Linked DNA regions of Homo sapiens: region 2 is linked to region 1. Evidence: read pairs that join two places in POLR2A ChIA-PET (ENCODE). Cell type or tissue: PC-9. All regions are shown on one strand. Each heading gives the region's core, and the rest is flanking DNA. Links, peaks and the distances in the headings are about the cores only.

What was found. Peaks named below come from ENCODE experiments on the same cell type or tissue, not always from the same donor. Only the 100,000 strongest peaks of a DNase experiment are listed, where the experiment ranks them.
Region 2: POLR2A ChIA-PET joins it to region 1 with 5 read pairs; 7 of 35 experiments call an interaction of 5 or more read pairs at or near these places.

What each region holds. Positions count from the first base shown.
Region 1 is chr11:117,130,178-117,138,576 of GRCh38, forward strand. It overlaps the pseudogene LOC653303. Among named protein-coding and RNA genes, the nearest start is that of PAFAH1B2, 9.9 kb to the right of the region's middle. RefSeq lists an enhancer at 7,552-8,399. In PC-9, for the core only: no CTCF peak of the experiment used is centred there; a DNase peak (open chromatin) is centred at 4,444.
Region 2 is chr11:116,744,635-116,752,410 of GRCh38, forward strand. It overlaps BUD13 (BUD13 spliceosome associated protein), which reads right to left. Exons shown (of 10, transcript NM_032725.4): 10 at 3,539-3,941. The coding sequence ends at 3,848. Among named protein-coding and RNA genes, the nearest start is that of BUD13, 24 kb to the right of the region's middle. In PC-9, for the core only: no CTCF peak of the experiment used is centred there; no DNase peak of the experiment used is centred there.

The sequences.
Region 1 (8,399 bases), core at 2,389-6,388:
CGAGACCACCCTGGCTAACATGGTGAAACTCTCTCTCTACTAAAAATACAAAAAATTAGCCGGGCGTGGTGGCAGGCACCTGTAGTCCCAGCTACTCGGGAGGCTGAGGCAGGAGAATCACTTGAACCCGGGAGGTGGAGGTTGCAGTGAGCCTAGATCGTGGCACTGCGCTCCAGCCTGGGTGACAAAGCTGAAACTCTGTCTCAAAAAAAAAAGAAAAAGAAAAAGAAAAAAAAGAAATGCCAATGTGAGCAAATCTCTTCTGAAAGAAGACGGCTAGGCAGGGCATAATGGCTCAGGCCTGCAATCCCAGCACTTTAAGAGGCTGAGGTGAGTAGACCACTTGAGGTCAGGAGTTCGAGACCAGCCTGGCCAACACAGTGAAATGCTGTCTCTATTAAAAATACCAAAATCAGCCAGGCGTAGTGGCACACACCTGTAATCCCAGCTACTCGGATGCTGAGGCAGGAGAATCGCTTGAGACTGGGAGGCAGAGGTTGCAGTGAGCTGAGATCACACCACTACACTCCAGCCTGAGTGACAGAGCATGACTCTGTCTCAAAAAAAAAAAAAAAAAAAAAAAGCCGGGCGCAGTGGCTCACACCTGTTATCCTAGCACTTTGGGAGGCCGAGGCGGGTGGATCACCTGAGGTCAGGAGTTGGAGACCAGCCTGGCCAACATAGTGAAACCCCGTCTCTACTAAAAATACAAAAATTAGCTGGGTGTGGTGGCAGGCGCCTGTAACCCCAGCTATTCAGGAGGCTGAAGCAGGAGAATTGCTTGAACCCGGGAGGGAGAGGTTGCGGGGAGCTGAGATGGCGTCATTGTCCTCCAGCCTGGGCGACAAAAGCAAAATTCTGTCTCAAAAAAAAAAAAATTAACCTTGACTTTACTCATCCATTAAACATTTACCAAGAAATATTTGTTGTGCCAGGCATTCCCTGGCACTGAGGCTACGAAGAGGTATAAGACGCTTGCCATAGAATAATTCATATTTAGTCAGGGAAAGAGACTTGTAATTAATTCAAAGAGAGAGATGGACATTATAATAGAAACACCAGTGGACTCTTGGAATTCAGAAATCAGGATTTTTATCTTGAGAAAGACCCTGAAAAGGCTTATTAAATGGATTTGTATGATTTTTTTTTTTTTGAGACGGAGTCTCGCACTGTCACCTGGGCTGGAGTGCAGTGGCGCAATCTTGGCTCCCTGCAATCTCTGCCTCCAGGGTTCAAGCGATTCTCCTGCCTCAGCCTCCTGAGTGGCTGGGATTACAGGCACCCGCCACCATGCCCAGCTAATTTTTTTTTTTTTTTTTAGTAGAGACGGGGGTTTCACTATGTTGGCCAGGCTGGTCTCGAACTCCTGACCTTGTGATCCACCCGCCTCAGCCTCCCAAAGTGCTGGGATTACAGGCATGAGCCACCGCACCCAGACAGGATTTGTTTGTTTAATGAGGCACAAATTTGAATGAAACTATCTTCAAGGTTGTTGTACAACAAAAGCAAAGCACTTAACCAGTAAGAGAGACCCAGATAACTACAACGGTTGTATGTTTTGTTTTTGTTTTTATTTTTGAGACAGAGTCTTGCTCTGTTGCCCAGGCTGGAGTACAGTGGGGTGATCTCGGCTCACTGCAACCTCGCCTCCCAGGTTCTAGAGATTCTGCTGCCTTAGCCTCCTGAGTAGCTGGGATTATAGGTGCGTGCCACCACACCTGGCTAATTTTTCGTATTTTTAGTAGAGATGGGGTCTCACCAAGTTGGCCAGGCTGGTCTCAAACTCTGTCAAAGTGCTGGGATTACAGGAACGAGCCACCATGCCCAGGAAAAGGGTGTATATTTTGGCCTGGCATGGAATTAATTCTTTACTCTTTCTGAAGCACACTTTTACACTTATTACATATCTGAAGTGATGACTTAAAATATTCAGGCACGTTTCATTGGAAAATTACGTGGTATAGTGGGGTTCTCAAAAATGAGAAGTTCTCAAAGATCTCAAGAAAATTTTCTTGGCTGGACGTGGTGGCTCACGCCTGTAATCCCAGCACTTTGGGAGGCCGAGGGGGGTGGATCACATGAGGTCAGGAGTTCGAGACCAGCCTGGCCAACATGGTGAAAACCCATCTCTTCTAAAAATACAAAAATCAGTCAGGCGCGGTGGCACGCGCCTATAATCCCCGCTACTCAGGAGGCTGAGGCAGGAGAATCGCTTGAACCCAGGAGGCGGAGGTTGCGGTGAGCCAAGATCGCACCACTGCACTCCAGCCTGTGTAACAAGAGTAAAATTCTGTCCCAAAAAAAAAAGAAAAAGAAAATGTACAGATGCACACATCCACACAAACACAGAAAGGGTCTGGGTGGATATTTACCAACGTGTTATGGAACAACATAACATCTGGGTGCTTTTTTGTTTTCATTTTCATTCATCTGCTTTTCCAGTTTACCTTCAGTTAATTTGTATTGTTTATCTAATAAGAAAACCCACAAGGAATGTAACTAAACCATTCAAAAGCAAAGCAACCCCCAATAAAGACAAGTCCAGAGTATGGCCAGGATGTGGGTAGCCGGCATAGCGTGGAGAAAGGTCTAGAGTTAAGGAGGTAAAGCACTGTGAAGTTCTGACAATGGTGTGGTGGTGGATAATGGGAGGTGGCACTCTTCAGTGAGTGCAGTGAGAGGGGACTGAGCAGAAGGTCAGTAAGGACAGGGACTAGGGAGGACAGAAAGTGGTGTCATAGAAAGCCTGGAGCCTTTCCTTTCCTCCTCCTCAGTCTCTGTTACCCACACACAAGCCACCTCCCTAGAAGGAGGCGGTGGCATCTTAGCTGGTCTTCTGTCACCTGTCTCTTCCTGTCTCTAGTTCATCCTACCCACAGCTGTTAGAGTAGCCTTCTTTCAGCACTTTTTTTTTTTTTTTTTGAGACGGAGTCTCGTTCTGTCGCCCAGGCTGGAGTGCAGTGGCGCGACCTTGGCTCACTGCAAGCTCCGCCTCCTGGGTTCACACCATTCTCCTGCCTCAGCCTCCCGAGTAGCTGGGACTACAGGCACCCGCCACCACGCCCGGCTAATTTTTTTGTATTTTTAGGAGAGACGGGGTTTCACCGTGTTAACCAGGATGGTCTCGATCGCCTGACCTCGTGATCTGCCCGCCTCAGCCTCCCAAAGTGCTGGGATTACAGGCGTGAGCCACGGCTCCTGGCCCTTTCAGCACTTTTAAAAAAAAACTCTGTCCTGGCTGGTTGCATGGCTCCAGCATGTAATCTCAGCACTTTGGGAGGCCGAGGGGTGGCTGCGGATCACAAGGGTAGAGTTGAAGACCAGCCTGGCCAACACAGTGAAACCCCGTCTCTACTAAAAATGCAAAAATTAGCTGGGTGTGGTGGCAGGCACCTGTAATCCCAGCTACTCAGGAGGCTGAGGCAGGAGAATTGCTTGAACCCAGGAGACAGAGGTCGCAGTGGGCCGAGATCGCACCACTGCACTCCAGCCTGGGTGACAGAGCTAGACTCTGTATCAAAAAAAAAGAAAAAAAAAAAAAGAGCAACCAAAAAAAAAAAAAAAAACAACTCTGTCCTTGCTCAGTCATCTATAATAGGTCTCAGCTGCTTATTTAAAATAAAAATCTTTAAAGCCCTTCCCATCCCATCCTGGGTTACCCAGCTCCTACTTTCAGTACCTCTCTGAGCTGCTGCATCTGTAAAATGAACATATTGTACTCTGCCTTGTATACTGGAATAATTTTTTTTTTTGAGACAGGATTTCACTCTGTTGCCCAGGCTAGAGTGCAGAGGCACAATCATGGTTCACTGCAGCCTCAACTTCCTGGGATCAAACCATCCTCCAACCCTCAACCTCCTGAGTAGCTGGGACCACAGGTACTTACCACTATATCCAGCTAATTTTTAAATTTTTTGTAAAGATGATGTCTCCCAGGCTGAAGTTATCCTCCTGCCTCAGCCTCCCAAAGTGCTGGGATTACAGGAGTGAGCCACCATGCCTGGACTGGAATAAATTAATGGAAGAAAGGGTGCTTTAAAAAGAATTGTTCTCATTGCAACCTAATTTCTTAGTAGTCCCCAGTTGAGTCTTCCACTTCAGTATTTTTTTTTTTAATAATTGTAGATTTACAGGACATTGCAAAGAAATGTACAAGGGAAGTCCCATGCACCCTTCTCCCAATCTTAATGTTTCACACAATTAAAGTATAATATAAAAAACAAGAAATTGACATTGGTCCAATCCATAGAGCTTATTCAGAGTTCACCAGATATACATGCTGTCAATATTTTTGTTTGCGTGTGTGTAGCTGTATGCAATTGTACCACATGTAGCCTTGCATAACGACCACCACAACCAAGATCCAGAACAATTCCATTATCACAAGACTCCTTTGTGTTACCCCTGTCTGGCCACACCCATCCCCTCCCTGTGTCCCTGGCCCTTGGCACCCATTTATCTTTTATGCATCTCTGCAGGTATGTTATTTCAATGAACGTCATGTAAATGGAATTGTGCACTATACATTCTTTTTCTTTTTCTTTCTTTCTTTTTTTTTTTTGAGACAGAGTCTTGTTCTGTCACCCAGGCTGGAGTGTAGAGGCATGAGCATGGCTCACTGCAATCTCCACCTCCCAGGCACAAGCAATCCTCCCACCTCACCCTCCTGGGTACCTGGGACCACAGGTGCACACCATCTCGCCTGGCTATATGCTTCTTTTGAGATTGCTTTTTTCACTCACATAATTTGCTTGAAATTTATCCACCAGCATTAAAAAAAAATTAATTGTGCATCATCTTCAGTGAGATGTGTGCATTTTGTCTTTGTTCATGCCTTTTCCACTGCCTAGAATGCCCTCTACCAACCCTCTCTACCAATCTGTATTCATTTCCTTCAGTGTGTCTCACTGCTGTGTGCCTAAACCCATCTGACTTATTTCTCTTCCCTTATCAATTATGTATATTTCCCATACCATATCATTTTCCACTTGCAGGTAGGAGACAGGGACCACGCCCATCTTATCTTTATATTCCCAGCATCTAGTACAGTGCCTGAAATGGAGGAGGTACCCAGTAAATAATGTTTTGGATGAATGAATGATTGAAGTTGCTCTGCTGGATTCTTATATTGTGTCTTGGGTATGTGTCGTCTTCCCAACTGCACTCGAAGCTACGTTGTAAACTTGAGAGCAGCAGCTCCATTCCATTTACTAGTATAGGCGAGGTCCCAGTTAGGGTTGCCGTAGATGTTTGTATGTGGCTTCAGTGAGCGTGTGTCTTTGTGTACGTGGGGGTGAAGTGAAGGCGTGTTTGTGGGCTGGTTTCCCAGCTGCCCAGCCTGACTTTCTACAGTCAGCAGGATGGACCTGGAGATGTCAGGGCTGAAGACCCTGGAGCATGTGGCAGTGACAGTCTCCATCACTCACCCACGGCGCGGCAGCTTGGAGCTGAAGCTGTTCTGCCCCAGAGGCATGATGTCCCTCATCGGCACCCCCGGCAGCATGGACTCGTATGTACACCTGCCCGAGGCCTGAGCAACCTTTTCAGCAAGGGCCTTTCCAGGGAAAAGAAATGGAAGAAGTGGATCCTGGCACTGTCCTAAACTACTGTGGCACTGGCTATCCCTGGCGGCTGGAAGCCTTTCGTCACATACCTTCTTCAAGCGCTAGGCCCTGCACCTCACATACATGTTCTCTAATCCTTCTAAGAACCCCCTAGATTAGACTTTGTAACCTCCTTTTACAAATGAGGAAACTGGCTGGGTGTGGTGGCTCACACCTGTAATCCCAGCACTTTGGGAGGTCAAGGCAGGAGAATCACTTGAACTCAGGAGTTCAAGACCAGCCTGGGCAACAAAGTGAGACCCTGTCTCTACAAAAAATTTAAAGATTAGCCGAGCATGGTGGTACATGCCTGTAGTCCCAGCTACTCAGGAGACTGAGGTGGGAGGATCACTTGAACCCAGGAAGTCAAGGCTGCAGTGAGCTGTGATCATGCCACTGCACTCCAGCTTGGATAACAGAGTGAGACCCTGTCTCCAAAAAAAAAAAGAAAGAAAAAGAAAACAAGTCATGGAGCTAGTAAGTGCCCAAGAGAACAAGAATAAACCTAGATCCGTGGGACTCCAAGCCTGTGCGCGCTCCATGCTTGCTTTTTCCACCACACCACGTTAACACAATTTCCTCCTTCCATGAGACCCCAGGGGAAAGGGGCACCTGAGAAGCCCTCGTGGCACCCTCCCAGGTTGTTTCCACGGCTACTACAGTAAGAAAGTGTTGCTGGGGGAAGGTCAGCTCTCTGGCCCACGCCTTCCACCTGTTTCTGCTGTGTTCTTTCCTCAGGGATCCCAACGGCTTCAATGACTGGACCTTCTCCACTGTGCGATGCTGGGGGGAGAGAGCCCGAGGGACCTACAGGCTTGTCATCAGGGATGTCGGTGAGTCTCGTGCCCTCACACCAGGCCCTACCTTTCCTGCTTGTTATCTGGTCCCTCTGCATCTCAGAGTCCCCACAGAAAGTGTCCCGTGTGCAATATATAGGGTTGCCATTGGACCAAGAGAGTTGATGCCAAGAGTGTGCCCATCCGTGAAATGGGCATTGCTCTCTGAAACTGTTCATTTATACTACCTCTCATATTCCCTGGAGGAGTGACCCATCCATCTTTCCTCAGGATAGCAACAAAAAGTCCTTGTCGAAACCACATTTCAAGTCCTTTTACGTATAACCATCCTTCGGCAAGCCCCGGTAGGCAGGTAAGGGCAGGACTCATTTCACCATTTTTTTTAAACTGGCCCAGAGGTTTGAGGTGACTTGTGGAAGGTCACCATATCAGTGAAGGCCACAATATCCATGAATTGTGAATATCTTTAGTATCAGCCTATAGACTGGAAATTGAGCTCCACCCTCCCATCCTCCAGTCAGTTAGGTATTCTCTAGGCCAGTGGTTTTCAAAGCTTTCTTTAATTTGGTGGAAAGACATTTTTTTCTAATCCCAGCTGAACCCCCAAAATACGGGAGAGAAAAGCAAGACTCTGCTTTGGAGTACAGCCTTTCAACCCTTTCCATCCCTAAGGGCACCCAGTGAGGCCCTTCTGCAGAACCTGGGGTCAGTGGGACACAGTGAGGCAGCTCCTGGAGCAGACCATGTGGCCTGAGCCCCTTTGGGTGGCAGGGCGGGCAGGGCCTCTGCTGTCTGGCATGGCTGACAGAGGGGCGTGGCTCACGAGCTGCCCCTTGCTGCCCTAGGGGATGAGTCATTCCAGGTCGGCATCCTCCGGCAATGGCAGCTGACCCTATATGGCTCTGTGTGGAGTGCAGTAGACATCAGGGACAGACAAAGGTGGGTAAAGCCGCATGTGTCAGAGGGAAGGCCAGTCACAGGGGAAGGGCTGCCTAGGGAGCCCATCGCCCTCTGAACCCCAGCTGTGCTTCCCAGTTCCAGCGTCAAGCTGGTAGATGGAGCCCCGGGCTGGGAACTCACAGTCTGGGCCTCTCCTTTTTGCTGTGGGGCTTCCCTGTCTTCACCTGTAAGGCAGGAAAATGGGTGAGGGCAGATGGTATAGGAACCATAGTCAGTGGGGCATCCTCACCTCTTTTCTTCTCCACAGGCTGTTAGAGAGTGCCATGAGTGGAAAATACCTGCACGATGACTTCGCCCTGCCCTGCCCACCGGGGCTGAAAATTCCTGAGGAAGATGGTTACACCATCACCCCCAACACCCTCAAGGTACTAGGGCCAAGACTCAAGCTGCGGGTAGATGGGACTGTCCTGTCTGGGGGATGGAGTTCTTAGTGTGTTTCTCAGGGTGACCTGCGGGGTGAAGGACTGGGAAGACCTGGGTCCCAGCAGTGGTTTCATAGCATTGCTCCTACCCTGCTAGCCTAACTCTTACAGGACAGGCCTTGTCGGGGGAGGGGGCAGAGGGAACAGTTTGGGTGAAAAAGGCAGTCCCTAGAAGGAAAAAGACTTTCTGAGCTCATTGTCCTGGACTGAGAAAGGCTGTAGGCTTCGGGAAACAGTGCCTCACGTAGGTGCTTGCCTCGGCCCCAGACCTTGGTGCTGGTAGGCTGTTTCACCGTCTTCTGGACCGTTTACTACATGCTGGAAGTATATGTGAACCAGAGGAATGTGGCTTCCAATCAAGTTTGTATGAGTGGACCCTGCCACTGGCCCTATCGAAGCCAGAAAGCCAAGGAGGAAGGGACAGAGCTAGAATCAGTGCCACTTTGCAGCAGCAAGGATCCAGACGAAGTGGAAACAGAGAGCAGGGGCCCTCCCACCACCTCTGACCTCCTTGCCCCAGACCTGCTGGAGCAAGGGGACTGGAGCCTGTCCCAGAACAAGAGCGCCCTGGACTGCCCTCATCAGCACCTAGACGTACCGCACGGGAAGGAGGAGCA
Region 2 (7,776 bases), core at 1,894-5,893, 390 kb before region 1:
GAAATTCCTAACAGCTTGCATTTGACTTAAAAAAAAAACTCCATTATATGCATATACCACATTTTACTTATCAATTTCCTTAGTGATGGACATCTAAGTTTTTTCCAAATTCTTGCCACCCAAACTATACATAGAAAAACATCCTTGTATCTACTCCTCAAGGATTTATGCAAATTTCTCCGAAGGATATAGCCAGGAGTGGAACTACTTTGAAGTATGTACATAAAGTATTAGTTATCTGTTGCTGTATAACAATTGTTATGGTTATAACTGTAACTGCTGTTGCTTACCTACCCTAAATGCAAACTTCCTTCCCTAAATGCTTGAGCAGCTTAAAACAATAACAACCCATAGAATGAGAAAAGTATTTGCAAATCATGTATCTAGTAAAGGACTTATAACCAAGATATATATAAAGAACCCTTTACGTAAGAGAGTGCCTGTGTATGTGTATATATAACCAATAACCCAAATGAAAAATGGGCAAAGGATTTGAATAAAGATTTCTCCAAAAGATATATAAAGATGCTCAACATCACTAGCCACCAGGAAAATGCAAATCAAAACCATAATGATATACCACCTCCCACCCATCAGGATGGCTATAATCAAAAAGACAAATAATAAGTGTTGGCAAGCATGTGGAGAAATTGGAACGCGCATACATTTCTTTGGAATAAGTTTGGCAGTTCCTCAAAAAGTTAAACATGGAGTTACATATGACCCAGCAATTTCACTCCTAGGAATATATCCACCCCTAGGAATATAAAAAAGAAAATATACATCCATACAAAAACTTATACATGAATTGTTCACAGCAGCATTATTCATAATACCCAAACAGTGGAAACAACTCGAATGCCCATCAAATGATGCATAAATAAAATGTGGTATATCCGCACAAGGGAATATTATTCAGCCTTAAAAAGGAATGTAGGGCTGATACATATTACAACATGGATGAACCTTGAAAACATTATGCTAAGCACAAAAAGCCAGACACAAAAGGCCAAATATTATATGACAGTCTCACTCATATCTTATTAATATATGAAAGTCCAGAACGGGCAAACTATACAGGCAGAAAGTAGATTAGTGTTTGCCTAAGGCTGGAGAAGTTAGGGGAAAGTGGGGAGTGACTGCTAATGGGTACAAGGTTTCTTGTACCCACAAGATGATAAAAATGTTTTAAAATTAAATGTGGTGATGGTTGCATAACTCTGTGATATATTACAAGCCACTGAATCATACACCTTAAGTGGGTGAATTGTGTAGTATGTAAATTATATCTCAATAAAGCAGTTTTTAAAAAATACTAAACATGGCCAGGCGCAGTGGCTCATGCCTGTAATCCCAGCACTTTGGGAGGCCGAGGTGGGCAGATCACGAGGTCAGGAGTTCAAGACCAGCCTGGCCAACATAGTGAAACCCCACCTCTACTAAAAATACAAAAATTAGCTGGGCATGGGCACCTGTAGTCCCAGCTACTCGGGTGGCTGAGGCAGGAGAATTGCTTGAACCCGGGAGGCAGAGGTTGTGGTGAGCCAAGATCACACCACTGCACTCCAGCCTGGGAAACAGAGTAAGACTCCACCTCAAATAAATAAATAAATACTAAACATTTATTATCTCAGAGTTTCTTTGGTTCAAGAATCTGGAGCTGGATGTTCTGGGTCAGGATCTCTCACGAGGTCGATCAGGGCTGCAAGCCTGAGGGAGGGCTTGAGTAGAGCTGGCGGATGCACTTCCAAGGTGATTCACTCCTACAGAAGGCAATTTGGTGCTGGCTGTTGGTGAGAGGCCTCAGAGCTTCTCTACCTGGGCCTCTCCAGAGGGCTGCTTGAGTGTCCTCATGATATGGAAGCTGGCATCCTCCAGAGCAAGGATCCAAGATAGCACAAGGCAGATATTTTAATACCTTTTATGACCTACCTTCGTAAGTCACACATTTCTAGTACATCCTATTGGTTACACAGGTCAACCTTATTTATTGTGGGAGGGGACTATACAAGGGTTTATATACCAGAGGGCAGAGATCATTAGGGGCCATCGTGGAAGCTGGCTGCCCTACTTGATGATAATGATGACAATGATAATAATAACAGCTAATAATTCTGTGACACTACTGTGTGCCAGGCATTGTTCTAAGCTTACAATAAACCTATGAGGTAGGTACTATTATGTCTATTTCACAGACGAAAAAACTAAGGCATAGAGAAGTTAACTGGCTTACCAAAGGTTACACAGCTAGCAAACGACATAGCTGGGATTCAAATTCAGGCAGTATAGCTCCAGAGCCACACTATTAAAAACTGCAATATCGCTCCCTAGGTATTACTTGATTTCAGTAAGTTTCATTCATTTGTTCTCCAAAATGAATACACCAGCTGAAATATTCCATGTAGCCGGGCACAGTGGTTCATGCCTGTAACCCCAGCACTTTGGGAGGACAAGGCGGGCGGATCACCTGAGGTCAGGAGTACGAGATCAGCCTGGCCAACATGGTGAAACCCCATCTCTACTAAAAAAACAAAAATTGTGTAGCGCATGCCTACAGTCCTGGCTACTCAGGAGGCTGAGGTGGGAGGATTGCTTGAACCTGGGAGGCAGAGGCACCACTGCACTCCAGCCTGGATGACAGAGTAAGACTCTGTCTTTTTAAAAAAAAAAAAAAAAAGAAAGAAAGGAAAAGAGAAAAGAAAAGAAGAGAAAATATTCCATGAGTTCTGATTCCCCATCAGATCAGTCTCTTGCTTATTTTTGCCAAACTAAGATGTAAGGTAGAAACTCAGTGTTTTAATTAGCGTATCTGTAATTACTAGTGAGGTAATATACTTATGAGCCACTCTGGTTTTCTCTTTAGATTTTACCTATTCATATTTTTGCATATTTTTATTTCATCTGTCTTTTTCTTCATGATTTGCAGAAGCTCTTTCTATATTCTATCCCTTGTATATGCAATCCTTGTCAGTTTTAGACACTGCAAATATTTTCTCCTAATCCGTATCCATCTTTAGCTTTGACTATGGGATGCTTTGCTAAATAGAAACCTTTAATTACAAAGTAATCAAAGCTATCAAATCTTATGCATTGTGCTTTGGGATCTTATTTAAGAAATTTATCTTTACCCCAAGGCACAAAAACATTTGCCATTTGTTCCTACTAGCTGTATATCACGTTATCTTTCATTTAGGTCTTTAATCACTTTGGGATTTTTGTTTTATATGGTATGAGGGTTCAACTTTATTTTTGTCCATATAATAAGCCAATTTTCTGAGCACTATTATCCATCTCTTCCCTACTAACTTGTGACACTATCTTTATCATACACCATGTCTCCAAATATCTGTGTGTCTATTCCTGAGTCTAGTTTAGTACTAATTCCTGTTTTCTCAGAGGAAGGATCTATCACTAAGAAAGTTTTTACTCACACTGCTTTCTAGATTAGTGAAAAATTCAACCACCACCCCCCAAATCCCCACAGGTTCAATATTAGCCTGTATTCTTCCCAAAACAGAATACCCAGTTAAGAAGATAATTTTAAAAAAATAAATACATGTTTATTTAAAAAAGAAAAAGAAAAACCCTACCAAGAACAAACCCTGGTCAATGAGAAATCAATGCTTCCTCTGAAAGCCAGCAACAGCCGGTGCTGTCACACCCAAGAAGTACAGGTACCTCAGTCCAAACATCAGGTCTCGAATATTCTTCTGTGGTCAAAACTGGCATTCAACAAGTTGCTGGTCTGTGTGGGCTCCAATTATTAGCACAGACAACTGTTACCACTGGATATCTCGCTGCCTATGCCCACTACCACAGCCCAGCCACCCCCACAGCCTCAGGAAAGTTACATATCCTCAACACTCCATTTGTAGGCAAGTTCCTCCACTGCCTTCTTGCTGGCAAGCCTGGCAAAGCGCTTCTGTTCAAATCCATTGGATCTGCAATCAAAAGAGACATACTATTCAGCTAGAACCCTGAAAGGGGCATTTGTTTCAAAAGAAAGGGAAGAGTTCACAATATAATGAAAAGGGGGGAAAGTAAGGAGTCATATGAAAATATTTTAGGCATGGCCGGGCACGGCGGCTCACGCCTGTAATCCCAGCACTTTGGGAGGCCAAGGCGGGTAGATCACGAGGTCAGGCATTCAAGACCAGCCTGCCTAATATGGTGAAACCCTGTCTCTACTAACAATACAAAAATTAGCCAGGTGCAGTGGCAGGTGCCTGTAATCCAGCTATTCGGGAGGCTGACGCAGGAGAATCGCTTGAACCTGGACAGCAGAGGTTGCAGTGAGCGGAGATCGTGCCACTGCACTCCAGCCTGGGTGACAGAGACTCTGTCTCAAAAAAAAAAAAAAAAAAAAAGAAAGAAAGAAACAAAAAAGAAAAGAAAATATTTAAGGCATATGCAATAGAATCAAAGGGACAAAATATATCATTCATCCTTTTCTTAGTCCTTGTTCACACCCTTCCCCCACTCTGACAGCTATTTCAAACGTTTGCCACTCTAAAAGCCTGGTTCTCTCTCAGCTGATGTCCACATCTTATATTTTATCCATTCATTACACAAACATTTATTGAATTTTCATTATATACTAGGTACCATGGTAGACACTACATGAAAATGAGTATGACACAGCACCTGTCCTGATGAACTCCCAGACTAGTGGAAGAGAGAGACATTTAAACAAATAAATTAAAAGAACAGCATAAACTCTGGTAGAAATACGCATGGGGTGTCATGGAAACAGAATGGGTATCTTAATCAGCTTGGGGGAGGTATGATAAAAAGGTGACATGAGGGTTGGGCAAGAATGATCAGTAAAGGCTCTGTGTTAACTACAGCACTGGGGATGGAAGGGCCAGAAAGGGTCTGGAGGTCATTTCAGAACAGAATGAGCAACAAGAACAAAGGCACGGAAATAAGAAGTGGCCTGGTATGTGCAGCAAACCAAAGGCAAACTGGTATGGCTGGAACCTGAAGTATGACAAAGGGAACAGCCATGAGTCAAAGTTGGAAAGGCGCAGAGGCCAATGCATAATGAGCTGCGTAGGCCATGGTAAAAAGCTTAGATTTCATCCAGAAACGATGGGTTTAAAGCAAGAACTTAAACTGCATTTCAAAGAGATCACTCTGGAGGGGATCTGGGGCAGGAAAATCACTGCAATGGTCCAGGCAACAGATGATGAAGGCAATGATAAAGAGGGACGGAAGAGAGAAGACACAGGAGGCAAAATTAGTAAGACTAATTAGCAGCACTAATTGATTAGGTACACAAGGACAAAGAAGGAGGAGGCAAGTTAGAGAGCACAAGAGTAGGAGCAGGCTTACAGTAGAAGCTGATGAGTTCAGCTTTGAATACAATGCATTTGAAATCTCTCAAGTCTAAATCAATAGAGAAATCCAACAAACAGCTAAATACACCAGACCAAGATGCAAATACTGATTTGGAAATCATGTACATATAGGTCATAGTTGAAAACATGACTAGGTAAGAATCAGCCAGAGGGAGCACATAGAGTGAGAACAGCTAAAAATTATGGATGGAGCCCTGGGAAAGACTTAAGAGGTGCACAGAGGAAGAGGAGTTTGCAAAGGTGGCCAAGAATGATCAGAGAAAAGAACCAGGAGTAGGGTGTCATGGAAAACAATACAGGGGTGAATTTCAAGGAGGTAGTGAGTGGACCTCAAATCCCTTTAATTACCATGCATTCTCTTGGTCTTCTTATCTAAACTTCTTAAAAAGCCTGTATTCACTATTTGTTTCCTCACTTTTCATTCACTCCTTAATACATTAGAACCTGGCCATTGTTTCACTACACAACGGAACTAGCCCTTTCAGGTCATCACTGACATTCCTTGTTGCCAAATCCAATGACTCCTCCTTCCTCTTCCCCAAATCAGCAAACAGGTCCCACCAGCTCACCCCTGACCACATCCCCACTTCCTATTCTCTTACTAACCATCCTTACTACCACTGCCTGCAAGTCGTAGTTCAGACACTCATTACTTTCAGCCTGAGCTACTGCAAAAGCCTTGTATCTGTTCTACTTCCAATCTTGTACCTTTCAAATCCTTCATATTACTGCTATAATGGATTTGTCTATCTAAAATGCAGAGCTGTTTTTAATCCTTCCGTGTCTCCCCTTTACCTCTAGGGTGAAGACCAAGCTCCTCAGATAGGCTTCCAGGGCCTTCTGTGATCACGGTCTGCCAACCTCTCTCATCCATCTCACGCTTTATGCTATCCAACAACAGCAAATTACTTAGGGACCCCCACCACCTGGTAACACCATGGTGTCTCATAGCCTTATGACTCTGCACATATAGGACCCTCTTCCTTTAATATCCTTCCTTTCCTTCTTATCTTGGCTGGTTACCAACATCCCTTAAAACTCAGCTCCCACATTTCATCCGTTAGGAAGCACTTCCTGATCACTCACATCCTCCTAAGGCTCAACTTACTCTTCCTTTGTGCTCCCAAAACATCTTGAAAATCTTCTATAGTAACACTAACCAAACAGCGTTGAAACTGTCTGTCTTCTATTCTAGATTGAAAGTGAGCTCCTGGGCTCAGGGGCTATCTCTCTTTAATCATGGAATCCCTAGTACCTACTACCTAGCTGCTTACACTTATAACATGTATGCTAAGACTTTCCCTTAAGGGATGAGTGGAGTGAGTAACAGAGGGCTTTAAGAAGGGAAGCTTGGCCGGACATGGTGGCTCACGCCTGTAATCCCAGCACTTTGGGAGGCCGAGGCAGGTGAATCACCTGAGATGAGAAGTTCGAGACCAGCCTGGCCAACATGGTGAAACCCTGTCTCTACTAAAAATACAAAAATTAGCTGGGCGTGGTGCTCACGCCTGTAATCCCAGCTACTCGGGAGGCTGAGGCAAGAGAATTGCTTGAACCTAGGAGGCGGAGGTTCCAGTGAGCCAAGATCGTGCCATTTTGCACTCCAGCCTGAGCAACAAGAGCGAAATTCCGTCTCAAAAAAAAAAGAAGGGAAGCTTATTATAAATGGCATCCTCTCCAACCTTAGAAGCATGGATGGTATTCCAAAGCACCAAGGAAACCACTGTTTTTTACCTTGGAAATAAGGTCTTAAGAGAGTTACACTAATATGATAATACAAAGGACATATGAATAACAAACACCAAATCCTAAGCAGAATCAGAAAACAAATTGCAGGAGAACTCACAGTGGAAAGAGCTTTGGACCAGAGAATCAGGAACGCAGAGTTCTAATTCCAGCTTTCTCAGGGAAATTGCATGACTCTAGGCAAACTGCTTATTTATTGGGCCTCAGTTTCTCTTTTTTTTGAGACGGAGTCTTGCTCTGTTGCCCAGGCTGGAGTGCAGTGGCACGATCTCGGCTCACTGCAAGCTCCGCTTCCCGGGTTCACGCCATTCTCCTGCCTCAGCCTTCCGAGCAGCTGGGACTACAGGCGCCCGCCACCACGCCCAGCTAATTTTTTGTATTTTTTTTAGTAGAGACGAGGTTTCACCATGTTAGCCAGGATGGTCTCAATCTCCTGACCTCGTGATCTGCCCGCCTCGGCCTCCCAAAGTGCTGAGATTATAGGCATGAGCCACCGCACCCGGCCCCGTTTCTCTTTCAATTAAGAGAGGCTGGGTAATTATCTTATGGGTTTTTCCAACAGATACTATATATCTGTTCCGGAAATATTCCCTTGCAGCAGGCCGAAAAGAGACAAAACTAGAAAAGATGATGAAAGATGAATAACAAAAAGAAAGCAAGGGTGACAAAG